2 separate regions of the Mus musculus genome follow, and region 1 is linked to region 2. A link is a contact called in ENCODE Hi-C or POLR2A ChIA-PET data. All regions are on one chromosome and are shown on one strand. The core of a region is the stretch at or near the end of the contact, and the rest is flanking DNA. Distances in the headings are between cores, read along the strand shown. Region 1 holds the start of Caprin1 (cell cycle associated protein 1). Region 2 holds the start of Nat10 (N-acetyltransferase 10).

What was found. A loop is a pair of places that touch in the nucleus more often than their neighbours do. ChIA-PET counts read pairs that join two places held with the same protein, here RNA polymerase II (POLR2A).
Region 1: a loop to region 2 is called in a map of gastrocnemius, with 8 times the contacts of the local background. The contact joins the promoter of Caprin1 here to the promoter of Nat10 in region 2. A Hi-C loop is called at or near these places in 15 of 37 maps with a recorded cell type or tissue (T-helper 17 cell, adrenal gland, gastrocnemius and 3 more). POLR2A ChIA-PET finds 5 or more read pairs at or near these places in 4 of 5 experiments (Patski and embryonic stem cell).

The regions. Positions count from the first base shown.
Region 1 is chr2:103,795,209-103,801,002 of GRCm38, forward strand. It overlaps Caprin1 (cell cycle associated protein 1), which reads right to left and starts at 2,432. Exons shown (of 19, transcript NM_016739.3): 1 at 2,255-2,432; 2 at 1,523-1,732. The coding sequence starts at 1,732.
Region 2 is chr2:103,759,612-103,765,650 of GRCm38, forward strand. Nat10 (N-acetyltransferase 10) reads right to left here and starts at 1,659. Exons shown (of 29, transcript NM_153126.3): 1 at 1,438-1,659. It overlaps Caprin1 (cell cycle associated protein 1), which reads right to left. Exons shown (of 19, transcript NM_016739.3): 19 at 3,334-6,039.

The sequences.
Region 1 (5,794 bases), core at 1,182-3,681, 36 kb after region 2:
TACAGTGCTTTCACTATTTTAATATTTCCTCTTTTCACTATTTAATAATTTAATACATTAAAATTTCTTATCAAAATAGCTAAAGTTTCATATCTTGTTCATGTATATTCACAATTTCAAATAAAGTCTGGGAAGTTTTAGTAATATGGCCACTCTTCAACACTGAAACAGAAAAAGTACAAAGGTGAATGTTTCAAACTCACTACTAAAAATGGGAAATCAGCAGATAAACCACAAGATTAAGATGTAAATAGCCTGGATTTTTCCAACTTACCTCCTACAGCTCAGATTTTTAGCCAATATCCTATCTCACTAATCTCCTCTAACTAGTTAAACAACTAACTAAACATCTTCATGGGAATTTTTCAAAATTTTAAAATATGCCCCGGCAGGCATAAGTTATCAAAAGTTACATTATACTTAATGTAAAAGGGCAAGTTAGAATAACAGTTCCAGGTAAATTGCCTCCATTTTCACTCTACCACCCCATGTTTGTCCCTTTCCACTACTTTTCTTAATCAGGGTAGAAATTTACTTCTACCCAGACTCTTCCTCTAAACTGTGTTGGTATACGGTCCTACACTAAACGCATAAAACAAAAAAGCCGGTTTAAGTAATCTAACAGTATGGTCCAGAATGGCTAAATATTAAAGCCAAAACAGTGTGGGTGTGGCTCGACTTTTTGGGAGGGGGGGCTAGGCGGGGCTGCTGCCTGGTCTCTGCCCTCCCCCTCTGCTTTCGCTTTGTGCTCACAATGCAGCTCCTGTACAGCGCTTCCCTCTCCCGCAGCCGCCGCCATGTTAGACACTCCATGTGCCCAGAGACCCAGAGGCAGTCTCCAGTCTAAACTAGATCCACCTCCGAAAGATCAAGGAAATCTCCCTGACCCTTTAGAATGCTGAAGCGGTAAAAAATAATAAATTAAAAAGAAAAGGTCATGGCAAAAAACAACAACAAAAAACACTCATTTAAAAACTACCTCGTGACTAGGCTGGGCGTGAGGTTCCAAGCACCCAGACAATCGAAACAAAGGGGGAAACGTAGGGAGCCCATCGGAAGGGGGCGGGGGTACCCAAGCAAAGGCCCGCTTAACTAGGACTTGACGGGACTGCAACCCTAGTTCAGGTCTAGACACATATCTTTTCTTGGGAAGAGAGCCATTCCACCAGCCCCCAGCCTAGGTACCAAAGGCAAACGCCACAGTTACAAGGCATGGACCGCTCAACTCCACGAGCAATCGGGCCGGGCACACTGTTTCTTCCCCTTGGCCTCCTTCAAAAGTCAGGCCTCAGTTTGGGAGCATACCCAGCAACGGGCCCACCACCCAAGCAACCGGTCACCAGGCGGAAAGGCCCCGCTCAGCCTGATGTGAGTAACCGAGGCCTAGAGGCAGCGCCGCGTTGGGGTCAGGTGACAGGCACCTCCCCGAGGCGCCCGTTTTCTGGGCAAGGAGCACCATCCACCGCCGGGACCGGTGTAGGGCTGGAGCCACGAGCCCTCCCTCTCCACTAACTCCTCGCACCTTTTTCTTCTCCAGGTTCCGAAGTTTCTTGTCGATTACGCCGAGAATCTGCTTCATGGCCTCGGTCTGGACGGCGCCGGTGCCGGTTGCCGGATGCTGAGAAGCCGGCGCAGCTGCCCCGGCCGCCGCCTCACTCCCGGAGGAACCGGACGGCGGCGGCGGTCCCGACGATTTGCTGCCGCTTCCGCTGTGGCTGGTGGCCGAGGGCATCTTTAGACCGAGAAGAGAGGAGAGGAAAAAAGCGGGAGGGAAGGACAAGACCAGCAAGTCAGGAGACGGACGGGGAGAGACGCGGGACAAAACGCGCAGCGGGCGGGCGGGCAGGCGGCTACGCGCGCGCGCGGTGGGGGGAGGGGGCGGCGCGCGCCGCCGGCAGGAAGGGGCCCACGGGCACGCGCGCGACCCGCCAGCGGGGCGCCGGGCCGCCCGCCCCTCCCCCCTCCCCGGGGCACCAAGCTCGCGCCGGGGGCGGGGCCTGGCACGGCCGCCGTCAACCGCCAGGGCAACGGTCCCCATCGGGGCAAGTGGCACCCGTTGCCTTGCGAGAACGAGAGGGACAAAGGTCAGGGCCAGGGGTGGAGAAGGGCACTTGGAGTGACCGGGTTGGGGGTGGGGGTGGGGAGGCCCTGAGCGAGCCCTCCCAGCCGCTCGGACCGCTCCGAAGGTAAAAAGGACACCCAGGTACAGCGGCCTTCTTCCCCTTCGGCGCCTTTGATCCGGGATGGCGCTCACCGTGCGCGCGCGGAGCCGCTGGACGTCTGGAGTGGGCAGCCGAGGGGGGCAAGGGTGGTGCTGCGTTGAGAACAGAGACGTGCGCTCCGTGGGCGCAGGCCGCTTCGCCCTGTCCCCGCGGCTCTGAGCTGCTCCTAGTGGGACAAGAGCCGGCGCGGGAGGGACTTAGCCAGCCAGCGCTCTGCAACGAGGGGGGGCGGGAGCAATAGGGAGCGAGGGCCTTCAAGCCGGTGAGGCTGCCCGACTGGAATGCCTGTCGAAAAAAGGTCACCGGACCGCGCCTCCCGTCGGGCCGTGTCCTCGGCGCCAGGTTCCTGTCCCTTTGCATATCTGGAAAGTACCCTCACGGAGACCGTTATCCCAGATCCTTGAGTTTTGAGTGAAACCTAAGCTGGGGTCCTTCAGGCGAAATCTCTTGACATCCTAACGGGGACAATGGGTGTCAAGCCTCAGGCTCTGGAGCTGAGGACTGCCCCTTGTAGAGCCCTTATTTGGTGGGAGTGGGGGTTGGAGGGGCAAAGGTTTCTGCAAGTAAGGGGTGCGTGGGGTGGGTGGTGCAATCCCAGCTTCTAGAATTCCTTCTGTATGGAGAGCATGCAAACTCACCCTAAAAGGTCTGAGAAAAGGCAACTTGCCACATAATAATTATACAATAACCTAGGCATGGAGAATGAACATCCTTCATGGCTTTTTGATCTCCTTAATTACCCCAGTCATGTTAAAAACCCGTCTTCTCCTACCCTGAGATAGATAAGTACGCCCTATCAGGAATTACTTATCTTTACCCGATTTGTTTAAGATTTTACCCAAAACTTTAAAGACTATGCAAGATGCCGGGAGGGGGTGCGAGGGGGGCACTTTTTTGTCCAGGAGAATTATTTGGGGGGCGGGGGGGTGGTCAAAGAGGGTGGATAACGAGTAAAAGGAAAAAATGAGTGATCTAGAGAAAGGTACTAAAAGGAATATGATCCGTGGAAAATTCAGCAACATGATGTATGAGAGCAGTAAATGACCAATTTATAATTTAAAATCCATGAAAAGGAAATTTAGAAGAGGGTTCTATCAAAGAATTAAAATGACTAACACTGGCTGGCACCAGTATATCCTGAGGGAGCCTGGAGAAACAGCAGCACCCCGTGGCCTTGAGATACTCACTCCACTTAACTGTAAAGTCTGTAATCTGTGCTTTTAAGTATTTATCGAGCACCTTATGGCATGCTAGGAAATCTGCAGTGCTAGAGATGGTGAACAAAACAGCTTTTTTTTTTTCACAGTGTTTGTATTGGGAGGTATGCACAAAAATAACAAACCAAAGGAAGAAAAAAAGGTGATGGGGAATGAAAACCTTCCTGGGTACTTCTGAGCCAGGACTGGAGGAAGCAAAGAGAGCTTAGAGGAGGACCTTTCTAGTAAAAGAAACACCATTGAGCAAGATCTGAGAGGAGCTTGGTTAGTGCTCCTGCCTTTAATCCAAGCACTGGAGAGGCAGAGACAGGCAGGCCTCTTAAGCTCAAGACTACTAGACTAGCCTAGTCTACCTAGTAAGTTCCAGACTGAACAAGAGTGACATAGGAGAATATGGCAAAACCTTAATGTGTTTCACAGTGGCTAGAAAGAGTAAGAAAGAAAGCCATAAGCCGGGCAGTGGTGGCGCACACCTTTAATCCCAGCACTTGGGAGGCAGAGGCAGGCAGATATTCTGAATTCAAGGCCAACCTGGTCTACAGAGTAAGTTCCAGGACAGCCAGGGCTGCACAGAGAAACCCTGTCTCGAAAAACCAAAAATAAAAAAGAAAGCCATAAAGGGGCCTGGCTTCGATATTTGCTGAGTGACATAGGGAATGTTAATTTCATCAAATGTGGTTTAAATCACTCTTACTGTCATGGCAGTGCAGGCCTTTAATCCCAGCACTGGGGAGGCAGGTGGATCTCTGAGTTTGAGGCCAGCCTGGTCTACCCAGAGAGTTCCAGGACAGCCAGGGCTATTACACAGAGAAACCCAGTCTCAGAAAGCCAAAAAGTAAATTTTTAAAACCACCCTTACTGCTGTATAAAGAGTTGTCAAGAAATGTGTACTAGAGATGAGAGGCTAAAATAAAACCAGAAGCCGAGAGACCAAGGAACAGACTGTGGGAATGAGCCAGCCCACTGTAGTACAGTGAAGCAGAAGCAATGCAGGCAGGCGGATTCATTGTACATTGTAACTGTAGAGCAGTGAAAGATGGTAACCAGGGTCAGATTCAGTTTACATTGCAACAAGAGCCAAAAGATTTGCTAGCCAGCTGTGTGTCAGGTATGAGAAGGGTAAAAGTCAACCTAAGAAATGATTTAAGTAAACTATTTAGCCCTATGATAAAAATATTCTGACTAGAGAGGATTATGATCCTACTTGTAACTTCAAATATAAACCAACCAATGTCATATCACTATCTCTGACCTCCAAGCCAAACCAACTGAATTTGCCTGCATTTTTACCAAATCTTGAGAATTTTGGAGAGTTTTGAAAAATTGCTTGATTCAGCACAACTTGACCAATGTCTTTGAGACCAGATATTGAAACCATTGTCTTCTCTATCCTTTGACTTAATGTCTTCTGAGTTATCTCTCCCTGTAAGGGAAACTATTTTGGCTAGGTTGACTGGCCAGAGAGCTTTGAAGATCCTCCTGACTTTGACCCTAATGTTGGGGTCACAGACACAAATAGCCATGCTCAACTTTTTCATGGGTTCTGGGACTCAGCCCAGTCCTCATGCTAACAGAGTGTTTCTACCCATTAAGCTATCTCCCAGGTCTGTATGTTTTTATAAAGATTTATTGAAACATCTGCCTCCATGGTTTTTGTTTTTGTTTTGTTTTGTTTTGTTTTGTTTTTAAAGACAGGGTTTCTCTGTGCAGCCCTGGCTGTCCTGGAACTCACTCTGTAGACCAGGCTGGCCTCGAACTCAGAAATCCTCCTGCCTCTGCCTCCCAAGTGCTGGGATTAAAGGCATGCACCACCACTGCCCAGCTCCATGTACTTTCTATGGAGACTTTTATGCAACAGCAAATCAGAGTTAAGTCACTGTGACAGAGTACACATCTAAAATACAAGCCAGTGAAATGTCTCACTAAGAAAAAGCACTTGCACAAGCCTCACAACCCATGTTTGACCTCCAGGAACCACGTGGTAGACTGAGAAAATGGACTCCAAGTTATTTTCTAGACTTGCTATGCTTTCGGTGGAATGTGCATGCCCACAAATGCTCTCCCAGCAAAAGTCATCTACATCTAAAATACTATCTCTCCCTCTTCTGTAACACAAGTATTCAAAGCCCTGCCTTAAACAGAAGGCTCTGCTTGTAGTCGTGCTCAGTAGACCAGACTGCCAGAGAGGCTGTTGGTTACTATGCTGTGAGACTATCAAAGGTATCCGTAGGCAGTGGTGTCACAGGCCTAGAACTTGGGAGGCAAAGGCATCCTGAACTCTGAGTGTGAGACCAGTCTGGATAGTTCAGGACCCCCAGGGCTACACAGAGAAACCGTGTCTCCAAAAATGACAAG
Region 2 (6,039 bases), core at 409-2,908:
AAACAGTATCACAATAAATGGCGCCTGTTTAGAAGGGGAAAGCAGTAAAAAAAAAATCTAGTATCCCAGGCTGGAGAGATGGCTCAGCACTGACTGCTCTTCCTAAGGTCCTGAGTTCAAATCCCAGCAACCACATGGTGGCTCACAGCCATCCTTAATGAGATCTGACACCCTCTTCTGGTGCGTCAGAAGACAACTACAGTGTGTTTAGATATAATAAATAAATAAGTCTTAAAAGAAAAAAAAATCTAGTATCCCAAGGCACTGATGTAACAAATAGACTTTACACTGGGATCTACCCAAGTCCAAAGCAACTCAGTTTGTAAGCTTTATGTTGCCAGCCACATAAACACCTACAAAAAATGAATGGGTACCTAATGTTAACGAGTCCAGCTTAATTGTTAAAAGTCTTATCTTGTCAGGCAGTGGTGGCCCACGCCTTTAATCCCAGCACTTGGGAGGCAGAAGCAGGCGGATTTCTGAGTTAGAGGCCAGACTGGTCTACAGAGTGAGTTCCAGGACAGCCAGGGCTATACAGAGAAACCCTGTCTTGGGGGGGGGGGGGGGGGGGAGTCTTATTTTTTGTTATAATAGGAGAGTCTTAGAATTAACAGGTAAGGCCCCTGAGTACAAGCTTTAATTCTAAAAAGTACTTTTAAAAGTAGATGAAATACAACTACACACAAAACTAATGTAAAATTAATGGCCAGAGTGAGGGATCTGATAACGATCTAAAATTACTGGTTCCAAGAAACGTTTAATACATAAGGAAAGCATTATTGGAAAGAGAAAATAAGATGAATCGTATTGGGTTTTGTTGTTGTTGTTGTTTGCTTTGTTTTGTTTTTTCAAACAGTCTCACTATGCAGACCAGACTGGCCTCGAGCTCCAAAAAATACTCCAGGCTCCACCTTCCAAGCGCTGGAATTAACGGTATACGCCACCACAACCTGATCGACAAGTCATTTTCATTCGGCTGTATCCATTCTTGTACACACAGCACCGGGTACTAAGCATCACGAGGTGCACTGTCAAATGTCCTGACTGAGACAGCTAAATAGTGCAAATAAACTGGCATACTGCAGTATTTAAGAGCAGAATATCTGGGACTAAACCGCGTTAGTTCAAAGCCTACCACTGCTACGAGGAGCCGAGTTTCTCAGAAAATAGTTTTGACACCAACCCATTCTCTCAAAGAGAGAGAAGAAGCCCGAGTGTGGGAAGGAGCCACACTCCCGGAAAGCGCTCGAGAAGCCAGCCCCGCATGTCAGAGTATCCCGGACCAGGAACGTCTGTCTGTAGGGCAGTCCAGGCGAAGAGTCCGAAGATACAGGCACCAGCCGGTACAGAAGCTTCCGTACTCGAGCCAGCCCTACCGGCCAGTGAAAGACCCAAACGCACATCTCAACATCCGACCCAGTCCCTTGCAAAGAGTACCTGCGCCCTGCTCCGGCCGACACCAGGCAGCTGCACAACGGAAGCACGTGAAGACACCGAGTTGCTACCCAGGCTGACCAATCTGCTGGAGAAAATTCTACACAGCTGAGCTACGCCGGGGCCGCCGCTGCACGTGAATCCGCTTAAGTGGCAGACAGCACGTGGGCAAGTGCTCAGAAGGGAGGGGACCACTACAGCTATGGGACCTTCCATGGCTTCGACGCTTAGTGATGACGTAAGAACACGCCGCGGATCTCCGCTACGCTTGCGCACTAACTCCCGGCCGCCATTTCGCCATTTGCTGCGGGTAACCTGGCTATGACAGGCGGAAGTAATCGTTTAGATATCCGGGTGTCTCGCATTTGCCGTTGCCACTGGTACAGGAACTCGTCCACTGTTGCTATGTTGAAAAAAACCTCTATAGCAGGGTTGTACAAGGCAATAGCTGTTGCTAGCGTAGGTGTTGTTTTATCGACCTCCCTACTTTTATATGAAACTAGCCCAGTAATTGTTTAATTCATCTTACTTGAACCTCCATCCGGCAGCAGTCTGAGAATGTCTGTAGACTTTGTACCAACGATCGTGGCCGCGGTACTCTGCAGGCTTTTCTTACTCATGCCAAGTGTACTAAAAGCCCAACATTGGGTCTCAAAGCTCATCCAACCACATCCACAAGGATACCCGTAAGTATGTCTGCTTTCCTTTTAGCATGAGCCACGTGAAATCGGTTTATCCTATATTTTTGGGCACAAGTTCTGTTATCTAAAACGAATTCCTTCCCCAAATTTACGCACCAACTTCAATATCAATCTAAATTTCAATGGACTTTAAAGACTTCATGATGCCTAGCCATATTGTTTTAAGTCACCAATACAGCCCTAGACTTAATACTAAGGTTCTAAATGCACTTAAGAAAATAAAACTACCAGTACTTTGTTATAATGGGCAGACAAGTCCTATAAGGTGGTGGTGACACAAGCAAAACACAAAACTTAGAAATAATGACCCTTGTGAGTACTCGACTTTTTTTTTTTTAAAGGAACCAATATAGGAAGAGGACAAAAATGGGCAAATAAGGCTAGTCGATTCTGCTTAAGTAGCCCAGATATGGTATTTCCGTTGTAATGAAAACAAAAAACTGGAATTTTGGGAACAGAGATGATGGCTATGATTACCTTAGTCACTGCAAAATCTGAAACCACCAGGTCAGGATGCAAACGGGGGCAACTGCCATAAGATAGTCAAGATTTAGAATGATAAAGTAGTAGGGCAGGGGAAGGGTAGCCAGTGCTAGATGGCTGAGCTGTCTATGCTGTGGAAGCATGTGATTTTACTGAAGAATATAAAGACAACAAAGACAGCTTCCAACTTACTGCCAACTGCCCCTATCAAGTAGTTGGACTGAAAATAGTTGATGTAGAATATTCTCAGTGTAGAATATCAAATGTGCTTGAGAAGATGGGTATGGGAATGGAACTGCACACCTGCAGGTTTAGAGGGTTTTGGAGACAATTCTCTTCCTCCACCTTTGTCCCAGGAGTCAAAACTCTGGTCTGGGTTGACTTCAAGTGATGATAGCTGCAGAGCCATTTCACTGGCCATTTAATATTCAAGCACTTTAGTGTGACTTTTGAATTTGAGGGGCTTGGGACTTAGGTATTTATAGACAAAGTAACTATAAAGAATTAATATTCAGAACAGCTAGGCTGGATTTGGCCACCTGGATTAAGTAAAACCAGAGATGAAACCATCCTTGAAGGCACAAGATACTCCGTGGTGACAGGGAATCTGAAATCCTTTCACCACTTCCAACTTACACCTCAATTTCTGCTGAAGAATGATGCACTTTCTGGATTACATTTGCCCATAAACTTTTGTTCTAAACACTGCAGTGAAGATCTTTTAAATGGCAGTTTTATTAGATGACCCACTATTCTGGCCACCCCCCCCCCAAAAAAAAACAATACACACCATTTTAAAACCTTCAATAGCTTCCAAATGTTGAGACAAAAACTAAACATGGAAGAAAACTGCCCTATCCAGTTTCCCCAGACAGATCTTGCTAATGCTTAAACAAAACAGGAGTCACTGGAATACAGGTCTCTTGACTCTTTTATCCAGTTTGCCACTCCTCACTCATCCTTATGTCAGCTGAATTATCTTTCAATCAAGTCTTTCCAGATCATACCGACTAAGTCATATATTTATCATTAACCACACAGTTGAACCATGCCACTTACTACACACATCTGGGGTCACTCCAGTGTCTTGAGGGGTAATTTTTTCACCACTGAATAGTTAACACTGGCCATAATGCCAAGCAAGAGATACCCAAATGTGCTAATAAATTTCAGGTTGTCTCGCTAAAGAGATATAGTATTTAGAGGAAATTAAGACTTACAAATAAATATACCAAAACCTGACTTTAAGTTTTAAGTACATCAGGGATACTGCTATTTTCAATGCCAACGGTGAAGGATCAAGGCTATGCAGGAAACTGCTCAAGCTTCACAACAGACTATTAATGTACAGTGCTAACATACAGTAGTCTAGCTTTGTTCTTAAAAAGACCAGACCCAGAATTGTTTCTTCTCTCTTCAAGGAGCACTTAAGGAGTTTTCCTTAGGGTGTATGCAACTCACAGGCTTTGCTATAAACAATCACATTTTCATATAATTTAATCTAATGAAATATACAACAGTTTCTAAGTTTTTCCAGAATGTATATAAATTCAAAATAGTAAAGGCAAAGCTTAATTTACTTTTTCTGTTAACTTATACTCGATAAAACTAAAGTACTTAATAGCTCAAGTCGGATGGATGCAGGTTGAGAGCTTAAGGTTGAAATGAAGGGTATGATCAGCCTAAGCTACAATACCCTATTTCCTTAAGTAGATGAAAATTTAACAAAACAAATTGCCTGGCACATATATGAAGCTGCTTAACTACATTCTGCACTTAGAAACTGGTTGTCTGCCAAGCACCTTAGTGAATGAACCTGAGAATAAGCATGCATCTCCATGTCTCCTTGAAGTCTCTATACAATAGCATATATATGAATACATATAGAGACAAAAGAACTATAGAAGTTAATTTACTACAATCATTGGAAGGTCATGTTTTTAATATCAAGATACAATGATCAAAAGAGGAGAAAGGATGAAAAAAAATCATCTTTTTAGGAATATTAAGGCCCTGGTAATAAAATGGCCCTAAGCAAAAAGTCATCAATGGCATGCTACCTGGGGGAGGGGGGGGCATTATACACGTGGTATCTAAACATACTGTGAATTGTGCATGTACAAAAGATTTTATAGTCTTACTACACTAAGAGACATGTAGGACCATCAGTTCCCTGTACTCTGGTAAAATACACACTTGACCAAACAAAAGGTCTTCTGCCTCTAGACAAGCATTTGCATATTATAGAAGATACTGAGTAACAAAGACTCAGATCTTAAGGAAAAGACTTTAGCAGTTCTCTGTCCAGTGAGGTTGCTTTTAAAACAGTCTTGAATGCAGACGTTAAAACTCACTAGAACTGCAATGGTAGAATGACAGCTAATGATATGTTGCTGTTGAAAGGAATAAGCAACTTAAAAAATAAACAAGTCAAACTACAAACAACTTTTACACCTTCTGCCCTACACTTTGGGTAGAAGCCCGAAACGTGAGACATTCCCTGAATTCACTTCAGAACTCAAATTCAATACTAAACTTATTTTCTTCAATTTTGCTTTCTTACTATCATAAAATTATATTCTACACACGTAACACACCATCTAGGGATTATCCAATAAACCACAAACATTTTATCCATCCCAATAAAATACAATTAACATATGGTTGTGGTACATCCCAGGTAGTTGTCTTTTAAAGCACACAAGTGTAGGTGCTGGCAAAATAGTCTTGGCAAAAGTAAACAGATAACCCTTCCAATATGATGTACCATAACCACACATGAGAAAAGTCAAGAACTTATTTTATTTATTTTAAAATAAACATTGAAGCTTCCCCATTATCCACCACCCTACAAAACTTTTGAATGTGGAATGTTCAACAGCCTCAGCAGTTTTAGTAGGCTACAAAACCAGCAAAAACTCCAGTTGTCTAATGATGAATATCTGAGAATTGTTTTGAGTAGCTGATACCGGCTTGGAAAAAAAAAAAAAAAGTTTACAAAAGGCTAAAAGTAAAATTTAATTTCTGTACAGAAAATAACATTAACTTAGCCTTTGTGTTACCAAGTGGAATTATTTCTCCATGACATAAAATGGAATGGGACAAGCAGCATTCAGTTCATAGGCACGCAGAGCTAGTGCTCAAACTGCTAGCACAAATTCCAACACAGAACATATGGCTAAGTCACTGCTAACCTTTCCATCTCCAAACTGTCTACTCTCTATGCACCTAAGGCAAAGAATCAACACTTTGAACATAAGTGTCTCCTTGAGGAAAGGAGAGAATTCAAACAGGGTTAAATTTGACAAAAGATAAATGAAAATACTTCAGAAACAGCTACTAGACATAACCAAAGGCTGTGACACTAGCAATGCATGGGTTGAATTACTTTAGCTGCTAGCTGTTGAACACCAGTGTTTCA